Linked DNA regions of Homo sapiens: region 1 is linked to region 2. Evidence: chromatin loops called from intact Hi-C (ENCODE). Cell type or tissue: heart right ventricle. All regions are shown on one strand. Links, peaks and the distances in the headings refer to the core of each region. The heading gives the core; the rest is flanking DNA. Region 1 overlaps LOC105374367 (a long non-coding RNA gene). Region 2 overlaps KIAA0232.

Region 1 (8,266 bases), core at 1-8,000, 100 kb after region 2:
ATAAGAGTGGAGACCCAAAGCCCAGAGAGGGTGAGTGGTGTGCCAAAGTCACACAGCGGAAGCAGCCTGACACCCATTCTCCTGGCTTCATGCCTACTGATCTCTCATCTCTTTCTGTCTCCTCTTGTCCTCCCTTGGTAAAGTATTTTCTTTCCTGAAGCCACCCACTTCTGCTAAATTTTACCCATCCAATAGACAGAAGGCAAGGGCTTTCATGTCGGGTAGTCACTCAAACTTGGGTCTAAATTCTGCTTTTCATACCTCCCAGAAGAAGGACCTGGGCCAGTTAGTTCATTTTTCTCTTTCTTTCTTTCTTTCTTTCTTTCTTTCTTTCTTTCTTTCTTTCTTTCTTTCTTTCTTTCTCTTTCTTTCTTTCCTTCCTTCCTTCCTTCCTTCCTTCCTTCCTTCTTTCTTTCTTTCTTTTTTGAGATAGAGTTGGATCCCGGCTCACTGCAACCTCCGCTTCCCAGGTTCAAGCCGTTCTCCTGCCTCAGCCTCCCAAGTAGCTCAGATTACAGGCATGTGCCATTAGGCCTGGCTAATTTTTGTATTTTTAGTAGAGACGGGGTTTCACCATGTTGGATAGGCTGGTCTCGAACTCCTGACCTCAAGTAATCCACCCACCTCGGCCTCCCAAAGTGCTGGTATTACAGGCGTGTGCCACTGCGCCCAGCCAAGTTGGTTCATTTCTTTTAAACTGTTAATTGTGAAATACACATAACATAAAATTTACCATCTCAACCATTTCTAAGTGTACAGTTCAGTGTCAAGGACATTAACATCGTTGTGCAACCATCACCACCGTCCATCTCCAGGACCTTCATCTTGCAAAACTGAAACTCTATTCCTGTTAAACATTCACCCCCCATTCCCCTCCCTCCGCCGTCCTTGGCAACCACCATTCTACTTTCTGTTTCTATGAATTTGACTCTTTTAAGGACTTCATATAAGCGGAATCATGCAGTCTTTGTCCTTTTGTGACTGGCTTGTTTCACTTGATATAAGGTCATCAGAGATCATCCATGTTGGAACATGTGTCAGACTTTCTTTCCTTTTCAAAGCTGCATCATATTCCATTGTAGGATAGAGCACATTTTGTTTACACATTCATCCGTCAATGGACACTTCGGTTGCTTCCACCGTTTGGCTTCTAGGCATAATGTTGCTATGGTTCGTTTCTTCTTTTCTTTTCTTTTTTTGGGGGATGGGGGCAGAGTCTTGATCGTCACCCAGGCTGGCATGCAGTAGTGCAATCCCAGCTCACTGCAGCCTGGACCTCCTGAGCTTAGGAGAGCCTCCTGCCTCAGCCTTGGGAGTAGCTGGGACTACAGGCACGCACCACCATGCCCAGCTAATTTTTATATTTTTTATCGACATGGGGTCTCACTGTGTTGCCCAGGCTGGTCTCCAACTCCTGGGCTCAAGCGATCCTCCCACTTCAGCCTCCCAAACTGTTGGGATTGCAGGTGTGAGCCACCACGCCCAGCCTGGTTCTTTTTTTCTTAAGCCTTATTCCTCACTTGCAAAATGGTGTTCCTGTCCTCAGGTGTATACATGATTCACTTTGCCTGTCATCTGCTTAACAAGGGGCCTTATCAGCAGAGTTAAATTACTAGCGTCTGCTGGGTGCCCACTGTCTGCCAGGTGAGCTTCTGCAGACTACCTGTATTTATACATCAATCCCTCACTGCCCTATGAAGTGGGTGCCACTGTTATCCCATGTTATGGAAGCAGAGAGAAATACCAACCTTGCCTCAGGTCACAAAGCCAGGGAGTGGCAGAGCTGGGACAACAAGTCAGGCCACTGGCTCCAAAGCCTGGCCGCCCAACCACATACTCTCCATATGACTGGGCTTCTTGTATCCACAGCACCTAACATGTGCTTGTGAGTTCACGGGGGAGCATTCTCCCAGCCCACATCCCGAGCCTGTGCAGCTGGCTGTCTCTGCTGCTCTCAGTGGGGGAGAGTGGGCCACCCCAGGGGCGAGTTCCGGCTGCACTGGGGAGAAGATGAAGGAAAGCACTAGAAGGCTCTGCAGTTCCTGTCCCGGCTTTTGGAAAACAAACACCACTGCCACCAAAACCTGTTCAGGAATTATGTGAAAATTCCTATTTCACACATCTTTTTTTGAAAAACAAATGCTAGAAAGACACATTCTGTCTAGTTGACATGATCAAGAAGAATATCAAACAGCATTCACAGGGAATCCATTTGATTCACCGCAAAGAAACACCAACATCCATAACTTCATTTATTTCTGCAGTGGAATGGAGGGAAGGCTGGCTGTGATGCCGCGGAGGCCTTGCCTTGGGGAGAAATTGCTGTCAAGTCACCACACCTCCTGTCTGTGGCTCGATTTATAGCATTTCAGGGACTACTGGAATTTCTGCCTTGAAACCATCTGGCCTAATTACTCCTGTGGCTGGCATGGGGCCTGGTATTGTTCTTGATTTTGAGGCGAAGGTGCTGGTGGCTCCTTAAAAGAGCCCTTTCCGGTGCCACCCCAAAACTGCAGCCACCTTCTAGGCAGCTTCAGTGTTGGCTGGGACAATTTCAGCCAGCGCCAGGCTTGGAGAAATCAACAGATTCTTTGCATCCAGGAAACAAATAAACAAAACAAACTTCTTTGCCCCTAGGAGGGTTTGCAGGTCAGGATGACAGCAGAGCGTGTAATTATGATGATTATTTTCTGCACAGGGGAAGGAAACAAAGGGCTAGAACTACCTGGTAACTGACAATAGCTCTTGTTTCTGGAGCACCTACTATGCGCCAGGCACTTATTGACCCTCTAACCTGCTTAGTAATCTCTTGGGCCCCTTACCCCCTTTGTCAGATGAGGAAACTGAGGCTCTGAAAGAGACCGGTGAGTTGCCCAAGGTCACAGATCAAGTAAGCAGCAGAGGCAGGATTTGAACCCAGCTCTCGCCTGTTTAGAGAATGACCTGCCAAGATTTTTGGAGGGGCTGAGCCAAGGATCTGGTGCTGGGGCCTGTGACGGGGAGCCCAGGGACCAGAATTAAGGTTGGGGGTGTCTTAGTTGGAGTCCCTAGAAGCCTTTGGACGAGGATTCAGTGCAGTTTATTACAGAGACAGGGTCTGCAGAATATGACCCCCCAAAGAAGTGTACCTCCTAATCCCTGGAACCAGCGACTATGTTACCTTACCTGGCAAAAGGGACTTTGCTGATGGGATTAAGGCTATGGATCTTGAGAAGGAGAGATCGTGACCCCCTGCTTTATAACCTCCCTTGGCTCCCCATCGTCCCCACAGTCCCAGGCTCCCTGCTTTCCTAGCGCAACCCTCCATCCTGTCCCTATAGACACCCCAGCCTCCAGATGTACCCAGGTACTTACACTTCTCTCAATGGGACATGCTTGTCACACCTCTCTGCCTTTGCAAATGCTGGTCCCACTGCCTGGAAAGCCCCCCGCCACTCTGCTTAACAACTGTTTTCTCCAGTGTGTCCTCTTTCTGGAAGCTTACCTTGTGTTCCCCCAGGTGGGTGAGGGGGTCTCTCTTGCAATGCTCCACTGCTAGCCCTTTCGGGCCCCCACCCCAAGGTGCCGCACTGGACAAATATGTTCTACCCACCAAGCTATGGGCTCCTCTGGGGAGCAGCTTTGCCTGCCACAACTTCGCTTCCCGGGCACCCAGCCCAGGGCCTGGCACACAGGACGGCTCAGGGAAGGACTCTCCTCTGCAGAGCAGGAGTCATGGGAAAGGCACGCATTGCTGCCCACGGCCCAGCCACTGCCCTCTCAGACCTGGCTATTTTTATTTCTTTTCCCTGCAGAGCTCAGGCCTGTGGGGCAGGTTCTCAGACCAAGCAAGTGAGACCTGCCAGATGGACTGAAGACATCTGCTGATGCTGCCCCAGCCACAGGCCAGCAGGAGTGGCCGTAGGGGCTCCTCCTCTAGGGCACAGCCCCAGACCTCAGCCAGGGAGCTTGCTACAGGCTCAGAGCCACCAGGCACCGCAGGCGCTGATGCATCCCAATGCTCAGGTCCAGCTTTGCCATGTTCTTGCTGTATGCCCAGAAGTAAATCACGTCACCTTCTTGTCTCCTTGTCTTGGCACATAGTAGGTGCTTGTAGGTGGCACTTTCTATGCTGGACCCTCTATCCTCATCAGCTTCATAATTCTCAGCTTCAGTGACTGTGCCTGCAGTAAATGAGCAGCTGCTCGGCACTGTGCTAGGTTCCCCACTTTATGAATGAGGCAATTGAGGCTCAGAGAGGCTAAGTAACTTGGCTAAGGTCACACAGCTGGCTGGTGGCAGAGCCAGGAGTTAACCCTGGGTCTTTGGACCCCACAGCCCAAGTTCACAGCCAATCGGCTTCATGACTATGGCCCCTGTGATGATCCAACCCCAAGGAAGCTGCAGCCTTGCTCCAATCCCTCCAACGATACAGCATGACAGGTGCACAGAGCTGTCTCCGTGAGGTCCCCTTATTTTGTGGACAAGCCATAGGGAGGAATGTGGCTACTCACATGAGAGGGCCCCTGCCTTCCTCCTGGAGCCACCTGGAGTCACCACACCAGGCAGCTCATCCCTGCTTGGTGACCCAATGTACAGAAAGAGCAGAGCCTTGTCCTAAGTCACACAGCATGGGAGTGACACAGCCAGAACTGGAACACAGGCCAGCCCTGTCCTGCCCTGCCATACAAGAAAGGTGGCCTGCCTGCACCTTGTCAGAAGACCCGAAAGCATTGCTGAAATTCCAGTTCCTAAATCTATGGCTTGTGCATCTCTATGGTTCCATCCCCACCACTGCAACCCCAAGGATCCTAGGACAAGGTGTGGAACAAGGATGGACAAATACATGAAAGAATTCTTCAACTCCTCTGACATTGCGTTATTACTGATTTGAATCTGGACTCATAAAGTAAGGACGTTCAGTATGTCTAAATTCTGTGACACCTTGAGGTCCCTCTTGAATGGGAGGCTCCGCAGTGAGAGTCAGGAGACTTCTTTGAATTCGAGTTGTCACACGTACCAGCTGTGGGACACCTGAGAAGTTGCTTAACCCCTCTGAGCCTGTTACCTCATCTGTAAGCTGATTCTACCCTGGAGGAGGATGAAAGTGTGATAAAACCGAGGTAATAAAACCTACCATACAGGTCATAGGGCGAATGAAATCAGAGGTAAAAGCACCTGCAGATAAGGACAAAATCACAGCAGCCCTAAAATGCACCAGGCCCTGTTTCTGTATAGATATTGTGCGGGCTTGTCCTGGAGCCAGACTGTCTGGGTTCAAGGCCTGGCTCAATTGATCACTAGCTGTGTGACCTAAGGCACATCAGTTTGAGCTCTCTGGTCCTCAGTTTCCTTATCTGTAAAATGGAGGTGATAATATGAACTACCTCACGGGGTTGTGATGAGAATTACAACCTAGAAGCTTTACATGGAGCTTCTCCATGTAAAATGATTAGTACGGTGCAGGACCGGTCAGCTGTCAACAACATCAATAACACTAAGGAACAGACCCAGAGAGAAACAGCTTGGCCACAGTCACCCTGCTAAACTCCAGGATCCGTCCACCATCACACACAAGCCCACCAGCTGCACTTAGAAACCACCCACCCTCGGGGAGTGAGCCAGGCTGAGCAGTGGGCCCCTGAGACAGCTGGGGTGTTGGGGTGCTCCATCCTTGGGCCAAGCCAGGCCTGGGGACTCTGTTATCAGCACCACATTTAGTGCCTCGAAATGGGTGTGCCCCTATTGGTCCATACTGGGTGCAGCTGCTTTTGCCCATGCTGGGTAGTAAGCAGAGGGAGACCTGGGAAGAGAGTGGGGGTGGGGAGAGGAAGGGGAGCACACAGAGGCAGCAGCTGCTCAGAAGGGGCATCCCCACAACCGCAGCTGCACCCAGGTATGGGCCCCATCCTGTTAGAGGTTCAAACTCCGAGAGGGCCCCCGATACCCTGCTCTGGATGGCCGAATCCCTTGACTAGAATCACGGAGACCCAATGGCAATTCTAGATGCCAGGGTGTTGGTTAACAAAGCCCTTCCTCCCAGAAAATTCTCTTCCCAGCAAGAATGGGCAGCAAATTAGTGATTCTCCAGGCATTTGTGTGTGGGCTGGGAACACCTCTTCCTAGTGTCGGGCTTGTAGTGGGGGCCTGCTGGCCGTCACTTGCTACTGGTGCTCATCATGACAAGAGAGATTTCCTGGGAAGCTAAAGCATCACTGGAGCTTTGCATGATGAGTAGGCCTGTCCCATTTATTTGGCATGGCTTCGGCATCCAGCAGGCATGGGGTTCTGGGTGACCCTCCCTGATGCTTTGGGGTTCAGGGGTTCATGCACAGCTCACTTCTAAAGCTGTGACAGCTGAGGTGATCCTTGCACCGAGGAGCAGGCAGGCCATGGGGGATGGAGGGGGCAGGTCAGGCACTCAGCAGGTGCCATGGGAGTCAGAGCTAAATTCAAGTGCTGACTCCACTGTGTGACTTTGGGCAAGACACTTACTCTCCCCGAGCCTCCTTCCTCTTTTGGAAAACGGCATGACTCATGGCCCTGGAAAGGTTCATCAGAGTCTGCGACCAGCTTAACAGAGGACTGAACATTTTCCTCCCATCCCAGAGGCAAGGGGCCCTTTCCCACCCAGCTCTGGGAACCAGGTCCACTGGATCACTGAGGATGGAAGCCCAGGAGCTTGGGAGGGGCCTCCTGGATGGCAGGCTGAGCACCAGGACAATGTCTGGAGCATGTGAGCTGAGAGTGAACTTGGGGCATGTAGCCTGAGCCTACGGTCCTGCCCCAGCCAGCTCCTTCTCCCTCAGCAGGGGATCTTGTAGAAGGAAGGCTGGGTCTCTCCAAGGGCAGGGGGCATGAGGATAGGGAGACCGACAAGCTCAGGGTCATAAAAGGAGAAGCCGGAAGCCTCTGATGGGCCCAGAATCATCTCAGAGACGAGGCCGGGGCGGAAACGGTGTCCTTAAAACCCTGAACTTTGGACTGTGCCCACAATTGTTCCTTGTTAGCTGTGCCTGTGTCCCTTTATAACGAACAGGGTGGGTGTCCTCAGGGTGGGGGGAGGGGAGCTGGTGCAGTAATGGGGGCAGGGACTCCCAGTGGAGGACAGAGTGGCGGCTGGCTAAGGACGAAAGGAAGGGGCCCCGCCCAGGCCCGTGGGAGGCAAAGGGAGGTCGGAATGCCAGCTGAGCCCTGAGAAGTTCTCCACAGCTTAACAGTTGCCAGTGACCTGCTGGTCCCCCGGGGCTGCTCACGAGCTGCCTGCTCTGGTGCCATGAGGCTGAGCCCATCCAGACCTCTCAGGGCAGGTGTTCCCAGCAGTGGGACAACTCATCATGACTGACCGGATGAGTTGTCCCACCAGACTCATGAGTGAGGAGGGAATAGGGGTGCGCCCGCCGTGCATTGGCCATCTCCCTGGCCCGGGCGGGCGGCAGGGGGACAGGCCACCCCCAAACACTCATTCCAAAGACGGTGGACTTAGCTCTGGGGAGAATTACTCCAGCAGGGACCTCAAAGAGAGAGGGAAAGAATCCTCACCTAAAAGGAATGTGCCGGTTGATTTTATGTATCAACTTGGCCAGGCTCCAGTCACATTTATTCAATCAAACGCTAACCCAGGTGTTGCTGTGACGGTGTTTTGTAGCTGTGGTTGACATCTACCATCAGTTGACTTTAAGAGAAGGGATTCCCCTTGGTGTGGGTGAGCCTCGGCCGGGCAGTTGAAGGCCTTCAGAGCAAAACTGAGGTTTCTCTGAAAAAGAAAAGAATTCTGCCAATCATGCAGCATCAGCCTCTGCCCTGGAGTTTCCAGCTTGTAGGCCCCCCACCTGCAGATTTCAGACTTGCCGAGTCAGACCTCACAATTGTGTGAGCCAATTCTTTGAAATTAGTCTGTTTTCAGGCCGGGCGCGGTGGCTCACGCCTGTAATCCCAGCACTTTGGAAGGCCGAGGCGGGCGGATCACAAGGTCAGGAGATCGAGACCATCCTGGCTAACACGGTGAAACCCCCTCTCCACTAAAAATACAAAAAATTAGCCGGGCTTGGTGGTGGGCGCCTGTGGTCCCAGCTACTTGGGAGGCTGAGGCAGAAGAATGGCATGAACCCGGGAGGCGGAGCTTGCAGTGAGCCGAGATGGCGCCACTGCACTCAAGCCTGGGCGACAGAGCAAGACTCCGTCTCAAAAAAAAAAAAAAAAAAAATTAGGTGGGCATGGTGAGGTGTGTTTGTCGTCCTAGCTACTCGGGAGGCTGAGAGGTGGGAGGATCACTTGAGCCCAGGAG
Region 2 (9,335 bases), core at 1-8,000:
CCGGTTGTATGAAGCATAGCTGTATTATGTTAGGTATAATTATGACCTTATTGTCTTTATTTGAAGATTACATATAATTTCAGGAGATGTGTATGGGTTCAAATTGACAAGGGGTGGACTTGTTATGGTTAATACTGAGTGTCAACTTGATTGGATTAAAGGATGCAAAGTACTGATCCTGGGTGTGTCTGTGGGGGTGTTGCCAAAGGAGATTAACATTTGATCCAGTGGGCTGGGAAAGGCAGACCCACCCTTCATCTGGGTGGGCACCATCTAGTCAGCTGCCAGCGTGGCTAGAATATAAAGCAGGCAGAAAAATGTGAAAAGACTAGACTGGCCTAGCCTCCCAGCCTACATCTTCTCCCATGCTGGATGCTTCCTGCCCTCGAACATCGGACTCCAAGTTCTTCAGTTTTGGGACTGGGACTGGGACTGGCTCTCCTTCCTCCTCAGCTTGCAGATGGCCTATTGTGGGACCTTGTGATCGTGTGAGTTAATACTTAATAAACTCCCCTTTGTGTATATATATACCTATTCCATTAGTTCTGTCCCTCTGGAGAACCCTAATACACTGACAATTCACACCAAATAAAAAGAATTTTCCTTAGGTTCATTTGCCTGCCTGCCTCTTAACCGGGGAAGGTCTAAGACGAGACTAAACCAGGCGGAGGCCCCGCTCCCGCCTTCGTGGTGCCCACAGGCTTGTGGAAGAGGCAGACATGCAGAAACGGAACGCAAGTACATGCTCTGGCTACAGCAAGAAGAGTCGTGCACAGAGTGCAGGAGGACACGGAAAGGGCGGGATCGTTCTGCAGAAGCCGGGACAGCGGCAACAAGCACACTGGCAAGGCTGCCTCAGGGTGCACTTTCAAAGAGGACAAGGCTAGGTCTCCCACTTATTAGGTAAACAAAAAAAAAAAAGATGAAAAGTGTGCCCACCCAAGGAGCAACAGGGTCAGCTCTGCATTTGTAATGCAATGCCCTCGGGCAGTAGTGTAGAGCCAAGACTGGGGAGAGAGCTGGGGATTCTTCAGGAAGCACTGGCAGTCAACAGTCAAGGGGGTTTGGAAGCGGGGGAGAATGCAGACTCAGAACAAAGGCCAGAGAACAGGAAGTCTGCACCCACAGGCCTGGCTGGTTCCTGGGAGAGGTGGGGTCCACTCACATGACTCCCAGGTTTTTGACTACAGTGACAACTGGAGGTGGTGGCTGTTTGTAAGTTAATGACGAGGAGGAGGACAGTCCACTTACCCTATTAAAATCTAACAGGCGCTCTTCATTACTGGGTGTCTCTTTAGCATCTGGATATTCTTCTAAACCACTCTCTCCCTTGGCATTTGTGTAACATTCTTAATCATTTGGAATGGAGAAGGGAAAAGAGGGAAAGGGGGAAATTCCATTAAGACACAGTTATGAAACATACATTCTTGTTTCATTTTTCACTAAAAAGCTACATCAGTTAGGTCTCCCAACCCTTCGGAGGTTTTAAGTCGTCACTAAAAGCACAGCCAGGCAGGTGTGTAAGAGAAAAAAAACGCTATGCTGACAAAAAATTCTTGGTTTGGTGAGTTAAAAAAAGAAATAGGCCAGCATAACCATACACTCCTGTTATTCTACCAGGAGGCACTCATTGGACAAGCTTCTATTCACACCTGTAATGTGATCGGCCCTGGGAACACACGACAGAGAGACCCACAGGGCCCATGCTCTCCACAACAAATGGATGGAGGAGACAGATGGTGCATCATAGCACGTTCATAGGACAGAGGAACAAAGGAAGCTCAGACAGAAGGGAACGCAATGGAGAAACGACACAGGGTCACGTCCTTGTGTGTTCTTCCTCAACAACATACTGAACCATGTATCACATCTATGAATAGGAAAAAGAAATGGTGCTAGCGATTCCATCAGGCAAATGGCCCCACAAAATGGGAAAAAAACTGGGATGAGAAGATATCAAACAAATCCAACGAGCCCAGTAGTTCTCAACCCTGGCTGCATATTCTCATCATCTGGGGGCTTTAGAGAGGCTTAGACTCCTGCCAGAGATTCCAAATGAACTGTCCTGGGCAGGGGCTGGGCACTTTCTGAAAAGCAGATTTGCTCCCAGGCAATTCTAATGCACTGAGAACTGCTGGTCTTCATCCAGAACAGCCTCTTACTCCCCTTACCTCCATGAGAAACATAGCTGGGGCAGAGGCACAGTGCAGAGTAAAAGGAGGAACTTGGCCAGGGTTTTGGACTCTGGCATTGACATTCATGGTGCATTAAGTCCTTTAACACCCTTGAGCATCTACTTCCTCAAAACCAGATCACACCCCCCATCCCCTGCCACAGAGTTGCCACAAGGTAGTTTGACGAGATGACATGCCTGCCCCTTGCACAACACCCCAAAGGACAAGGCTGGAGCAAGTGACTGCTGCGCCCTTCTACCTTGGCACAGAGTAGCGAGGCTGTGCCAAGGGTAAGACCATCTGGGCCCTGCTGGGCTGCTTCCTGCAGCTGCACTGGCCACATGGAAGACTCTCCACAGCTGTTCTCTCTGACGGCTCCAAGAACTCCAAGTTACTAGTTGAGGTTCATGAGAATACCCCAGGCTCTGGGATTAGACAGACTTCAGTCAATTCCAGGTCATGCTATTTACTTGTGATGTAACTTTGCACAAATTATTTAACCTCTTTGAGCCCTAGTATCCTCATCTCTAAGATGAGAACATCACCATTTTCCCTCCTACATTTCTGTGCAAATTCAAAGAGGTGAAGCCTCAAGCACAGTGCCGGGCACACACATTGCACCCATGACCGCTGCTTATCAAAGCCATAGGCTTGGAGGCGTGGTTGCCCTAGGGCGGCTGGGGAGGATGCCATGTGTCCTCTGCTGAGGCTGGGAGGAACCCTGGCTTCATCTCTCCTAAGGAGGCATCTTTTCCTTGGCTGACTTCTCACTCCATGGCCCACTCCATATGGCCACCACTTATACTGGCTGAGGGGCATGGAGTGGATAGGACATGGTTTCCTTGACAAGGATAGCTCAGAGGCAGGCAGGCCCATCTCCACACCCCACTCCTTCATTTTCTCTTCCTGCTTTAGGAATTCTGTACATACAAGAGGGTTTTATTGTGCCACAGGGTATTTGGAAAAGGTGATGCTGAACTGCTGCTGATAGTCTTCATGATGCTCAAGTTGACCACCACCCTGTTTCGGGCTATGACATGCCAGCCACTGTTCTAGGCACTTTACCTTACAATGAGGGCATTCTTCTAGCCTCCTTTTATACATACAGACTACAGAGGCACAGAAAGGCTCAGTCAGCACCCAAAGCCTAATAGCTGGGGAAAGAAGCTCTGGATTCCAATACAGTTCTCAATCCTGGGCCTTTCACCACCTGTCTGTACTGCTTCCCTGCAGGACTCTCTGTCTTTAATGCTAAAATCATCCAGACGCTTACATTACTCGAGTCTTGAAAGCACTGAAAATCCAGGGGCGTGAGCTGTGGAGACTGCTGTTTGGGACGGCACTCCTGGTGCACAGAGTCTACAAGGCCCTCTGTGGTCTGGCTCCCAGCTGCCTGGCTGGCCTCATCCCCACCACACTCCCATGCCATCCCTTCTTTGCCAGTCATGTTGGGGGCATACCCAATGCATTCCTGTCCCTGCACAAGCCACTGCTGCCTGGCACCTCTCCCTGCAGGCAGCCCCAGCTGTCACATGGTCTGTGCCCTATTTCCTCAAGTCCCTGTTGAGAAGGTACCTGAGCAGGGGGAGGACAGGGACACGATCTGTTTGCCTATGCATTCCCAAGTCTAGAACAGTGCCTAACCCAAGTGCTGAAGGGATGCACATATGAATGCGCAGCAAGGCCAGCAGGGGGCAGACTGCACAAAGCTGGGGCTTTCTTATATGGTTACCTGAACAAGCTGCCTCTTTTCTGAGCCTGTTTCCTCGCCTTACTGTAAAGGGGACAATGCTACTCTTCCTTTCCAGAGATGCTGTGAGCTCCCAGGTCAGCCCCTGGCTCAGAGCAGCAACTGCTTGTGATGAATCATATCCAATATTAGAAGCATTAGGAGTCCCCAGCCACTTCTGCTGAGTAGGTAAGTGACTACCTGTTTTCTTGGCTATCCTTCTGAGACTAAATGCCCCAACCCACATAAGCTAAAGAAGGATGCTTCATGATGCTACAGGGCAAATATGCAGGGACTTAACTCACAGTGTGAGCTAAAGGTCATTCAAAAGAAATAATTACCAGTATTTATGCACTGAGAGTTTCTCTATATACCACTTCACTGTAAAAACAAAAATATTATGTACAAACACCAGTATCCACTAAGAGACTGTACAGATAACCAGGAACCTAGAGCTAAGAGGTGAAACTGGATTCTTTACTAACTAATGACAGAAAACTGGACTAAGGGTGCTAAGGTTGCCCTTTACTAAAGAAACATGAACTCTGTGTCTCAAAATCATCCTATGCCACTGCAAGGAATTGGTTCTTTTCCACAAGGTGGCATCCTCCTCTCCCTCCTAGCTCTTCCTGAGAGGTCCTCTGTGGCACAGCTGTGGCCACATCCCACCTTCATTCCATTAACTGTGTCTGTGTCTTGTACTTGCCCAGTTTACCAGACTGGACACACATGAAGGGAAGCTCTGTGTGTCCTACTCCTACTGCCCTGGCATCTACCTTGGTACCAAGTGCAGGCAGCTGCTGTAGAGGGCAAAACTTCTGGACCACAAGAATCACAACCTACATTCTAGCCCATGCTTAATAGTTAACTGTGTGATTTCGGGCAAATTACAGTACTAAACTTGAGACTCAGCTTCCTCATCTGAAAACTAGCGGGGGGCATCTCCTAAGGTTCTTGTGGGAATTATGTAAAAGAAAAGCTTGAGAGCACCTTGCACGCAACCAAGGCTGTCCAGATATGAGCTAATGGTAGGGCGGCAGCAGCAACGGGCCTTCAATAAACGCTGTTCAATCAACGAAGACGCTAACAGTGAAGACTCAGCTCTACGCTCTCCTTATGACCCAGATGAACCTCTGGGAAGGAGGAAGGCAGGGTCCTGGGAAGCTGTCTGTGGCTACAGACCAGAGAACAGCAAACGCTCCACTCCTAAAGAGTCAACCTGGCCAAGCTGGCCTTCCATCCCATCAGCTATAGCCCATGCTGCCGAGGGATGCCAGGGAGGCTTTCCGAGGACAACACAGGCGTGTGCAGGGCATCGTGGCTAGTGAGAGAGAAGTCACTTGGCTCCACACTAACTACAAATTAGCTGAGGGGATGTGACAAACACGTGAACCCGTAAATTTAAATGCAAGAGATTTGCATAACCCCTTCGGGACTCTGACAGGAGACTGGTGTTAAATAAATGTGGTAGCCAATAGAAGCCCAGGAGACCACAATCTGGACAAGCTGAACTTCTTGAGCTAATCAATTCTGGTTGCATCCTTAGTTCCTACTTCTCCCAAAATTTCAATTCAGGGTTTCTTAACAACTTCTGGGTGTCTACCTGGAAGGCCTCACAGACTGCTCATTCAAAAAATACCCTAAACTAAAATCTTCCTCACCGCATCAGCGCCCACTCCTGTCTCCCTCTCTACCTAGACTCCCATAACTACTCCTCATAGAAAGTAATCCAACAAACTCCTCCTCTACAAAACCTCTCGGTCCTGTTTCCTTTTCTCTGTCCCCGCTTTGATTGCCTCAGTCCAGACCTTTAGCGTATGCCTCCCAAACTACTGCAAGGGCTTAAAACCCTGGCCAATAGCCTTCAGTTTTTCAATTCCATTTCCACTCTGTTACTAGAATTGTTCTAAACAACATCTGACCTTGACAACCTCCAATTTAAATCCTGTCAACGGCATTCCCTTCCTGCATGTCAGACGCTACCTAACCTAGCCAAGCCCTCAAACCTTCTGACAGGCTCCTGCCCTGTCTGTCTCTCCCGCGTCAGCTACAACTCAGCTGAGCCATGGAGCCCTGTGCTTTCCCCTGGCGGCGACCCTCCTGCCTCTGTGCAGGCAACTCTCTTCACAGGGACTGCCCGCTGTTTCCTCCTCTGTGACTCAGTGGTGGCTTATACACACCTCATCCATGGTCAGTAACGCTTGGATATATTTCCATGCCTTTCCCCTCCATCAGATTGTGGCTGTTTCAGAGCAGGGCCCAGTTCTCATTCCTCCCTGTGTCCCCAGTGCATGACAAAGTGCTACCCACACAGAAACCTCTTGGTAAATGTTTCTTGGACTGATATTCATAGAAAAAGAAATTATTGCTCTTAACAAATTACAAATTGCAATGAATAAATGAACTAACAAAGGTCTCCTTACCTTCACACTCTGATGCAGGAAAAAGAGGAGAGTACAAGGCTTTTTCCCACCAGGTCTGTTTTTCTTGACTTCTATTCATTCCTTGTATATCAGTGTTCAATACAGGGAACTGTTTAGATTAAACCAAATACAGAAAAAGTTTATAAACTTTCAGGTTAGAGGAAGAATATTCAAGCATTATTAACTACAGATTATAAACCCAGAACTTTTAAACTGGTGAGGTTTTTTGATTTTTCTTTCTTTCTTTTTGAGATAGGGTCTGGCTCTGTCACTCAGGCTGGAGTGTAGTGGCACGATCTTGGCTCACTGCAACCTCCACCTCCAGGGCTCAAGTGATCCTTCCACCTCAGCCTTGCAAGTAGCTGGGACTACAGGCGGGAACCACCATGTCTGGCTCATTTTTTGTGCTTTTTGTAGAAATGGGGTTTCGCCATGTTGGCCAGGCTGGTCTCGAACTCCTGGGCTCAAGCAATCTGCCAAGCTTGGCCTCCCAAAGTACTGGGATTACAGGCATGAGCCACCATGCCCAGCCAACTGGTGAGTTTTTATAATGTTCTGAAAAAAAGTGCATTTTAAAAGCCAGCGTGTTCACAGTGTATAAAGAAAGTATTGCTTAAGAAGTACTTAGATGGGAAGCGACATGAAAATCTTAACTAAAAAAACTCTTACAAGCCCAAAATATAATGTAATAAAAACGCTCCCAAGCAAGGCAAACTTCTAGATTCCCCAAGTGCATACAGGTAATGGGGAAGCCCTGAGCCTTTACTGGCATGAGGTGCTCTGAAGAGAACAGGGGGAACCCTCTTCTCCCTCATACATTCAGGCAGAAGTAAGTAAAAGAAGAAATGGAATCAAAGAAACTTCCTTTTTTTTTTTTTTCCAAGACAGAGTCTCACTCTGTCACCCAGGCTGGAGTGCAGTGGCACGATCTCAGCTCACTGCAACTTCTGCCTCCAGTGTTCAAATGATTCTCGTGCCTTAGCTTCCTGAGTAGCTGGGACTACAGGCATGTACCACCACCCCGGCTAATTTTTGTATTTTTAGTAGAGACAGGGTTTTGCCACGTTGGCCAGGCTGGTCTCGAACTTGTGACCTCAGGTGATCTGCCCGCCTTGGCCTCCCAAAGTGCTGGGATTACAGGCGTGAGCCACCATGCCTGGCCCAAAGGAAATTCTTATAGGCACAGTTATTGACCTAAGTGTCTTAAAATTATCTTGCTTAGGTGCGAACCAGAAGGAAACTAAGGCTAAAACCAAATTACAAATTCAAATTCCATGATTCAAATTTAAAATAGGAGATAGCCATCCAAATGAGATGAGAGAATGATTCCTGAGAGCGGGAGAGACTCATATCCTTCACATCTGGAAGCTGCCCAGGCCCAGAAGAGGGACCTAGCCTGAACCCAGGCTCTGTCCTTTCCCAGTGGGATTCTCAAGTCCTGGCTGGGCCCCGCCCACCTGCTTGGCCAGTGAGAACTGGATAGTGTGGCCAATGGCAGACAGACAACAGCTGTCATCAGTGACCAAGAAGAGTCCTTGTAGTGTGGTCAATAGAAGACCTGTGGCAGCTTCAGTCACCATGTATACCTGGCATGCTGGCAGTCAGGGCAACCCCCTTCAGTGTGCCTTCCTCACTGTGCCTGAGAGAGTGAGCCTGCCCCAGCTCGCCCAGGGTGAGGCTTGGCCACTGCATCTTTCTACCACCCACATCCCCTAATACTGTGTTCTCAGTAGACATCTGCTTAGTGGAGAGGCCTGTGAACACTGCACCCATCTTCATTGTTTTAAAAGACATTTCACTACGTGTTCAAGTTTAAAATCTAAAGTGTTTTAGAAACAAATTTTTCATCAGTTTCCTAACAGGATTTTGTTATGCTTTTAACTTAATTATTTATGGGTCTAAAACTGTTCAATTCCGTAATGAGTGTCTGTTATGTAACTAAAAGGGAAACACTTCAAACTTTTGTTTTCACTTAACTTTTCGGAAACACTCCTAAGTCAGAAACTGAAGAAGAATTGTACTGTCTACCCACAGCAGTCAGTTAACCTTTGCTAATTTCTCCTACAACTTATCCTAACAATAAAAATTGGTACTGCTATTAGATAAACAGATGCTAGGGCCAGGGGAATGGACAGGGCTGGGCTTCCCGCAAACAAGGTGGCACCACGCAAGGCCTGCAGTTCTTCCAAGGTGGCTAACAGCACCTGTCATGCAATTCCCTGCACTCTAAGACCTCTTCAGAAAGGCCTTGCCTGTCCTGTGAGATTACTTAGTGCTACTCAGGGGGAGCAAGGAAGGTGCCCCAGCCAGAACTCTCTCCATCACCTCCCTAAGGCGCTATTGAAGATAAGTGGATTTAGAGGTTAACAGGTTCTTATTTGAGAAAGAAAAAGCTCTTTGCAGGAATGATCAGTTTAAATACACTGCTTATCTTTTCATCCTTTCTTGAGGATTAAGATCAAGAAAGGGAGTGAGTTCATGGTGGGGGATGGGACAGGTCAGGGAAAGCAGGCTAGAGGGGCCAGGAACCTGGGAGCAGGGGCAGCATGAACCAAGACGAGTTTAGATCCCAGCAGAACCCGACTGTAAGCTTCCTGAGGGGCGGGACCACGTCTTCCTCATCTTTGCATTCCCAAGTATGGGGCCCCGCACAAAGCAGATACTCAGTGTCTGCTGACGTGAAGAAAAGTTTCCGCCAGGCCAACAGTCTCTGACTATCTCATACATCATTTCTTCTCTCTCTTGCTGAAACCACTGTGAAGGGCACACCAGTTTCTACCATAAATTTGGGAGTCTTTTTTCTGCATCCTCCATTTGAATGTCAATTCCTATGGCAGGGACTTATTTGTCCCGTTTTATACTAAACATATTCAAGGAATATGCATCTTGTTATGACATCTCTCCACTCATTTATAACTTTTAGGCTGGATCATGCTATATTCATCTAATACATCATCGAATGTATTAATTCAACTTCTGCTGTGGCTGGGAATGAAAAGAATGAAGAGA

Evidence for each region. Peaks named below come from ENCODE experiments on the same cell type or tissue, not always from the same donor. Only the 100,000 strongest peaks of a DNase experiment are listed, where the experiment ranks them.
Region 1: a loop joins it to region 2, with 2.8 times the contacts of the local background. A loop is called at or near these places in 69 of 110 quality-filtered maps.

The regions. Positions count from the first base shown.
Region 1 is chr4:6,766,917-6,775,182 of GRCh38, reverse strand. LOC105374367 (a long non-coding RNA gene) reads right to left here. Exons shown (of 2, transcript XR_925101.3): 2 at 7,544-7,735. Among named protein-coding and RNA genes, the nearest start is that of KIAA0232, 12 kb to the left of the region's middle. In heart right ventricle, for the core only: no CTCF peak of the experiment used is centred there; a DNase peak (open chromatin) is centred at 3,672; H3K27ac peaks cover 3,733 bases.
Region 2 is chr4:6,868,674-6,878,008 of GRCh38, reverse strand. It overlaps KIAA0232, which reads right to left. Exons shown (of 10, transcript NM_014743.3): 8 at 6,327-6,435; 9 at 1,252-1,349. Among named protein-coding and RNA genes, the nearest start is that of TBC1D14, 36 kb to the left of the region's middle. RefSeq lists a silencer at 3,791-3,950. In heart right ventricle, for the core only: a CTCF peak has its summit at 3,855 (motif pointing right); DNase peaks (open chromatin) are centred at 2,381, 3,868 and 7,805; H3K27ac peaks cover 3,965 bases.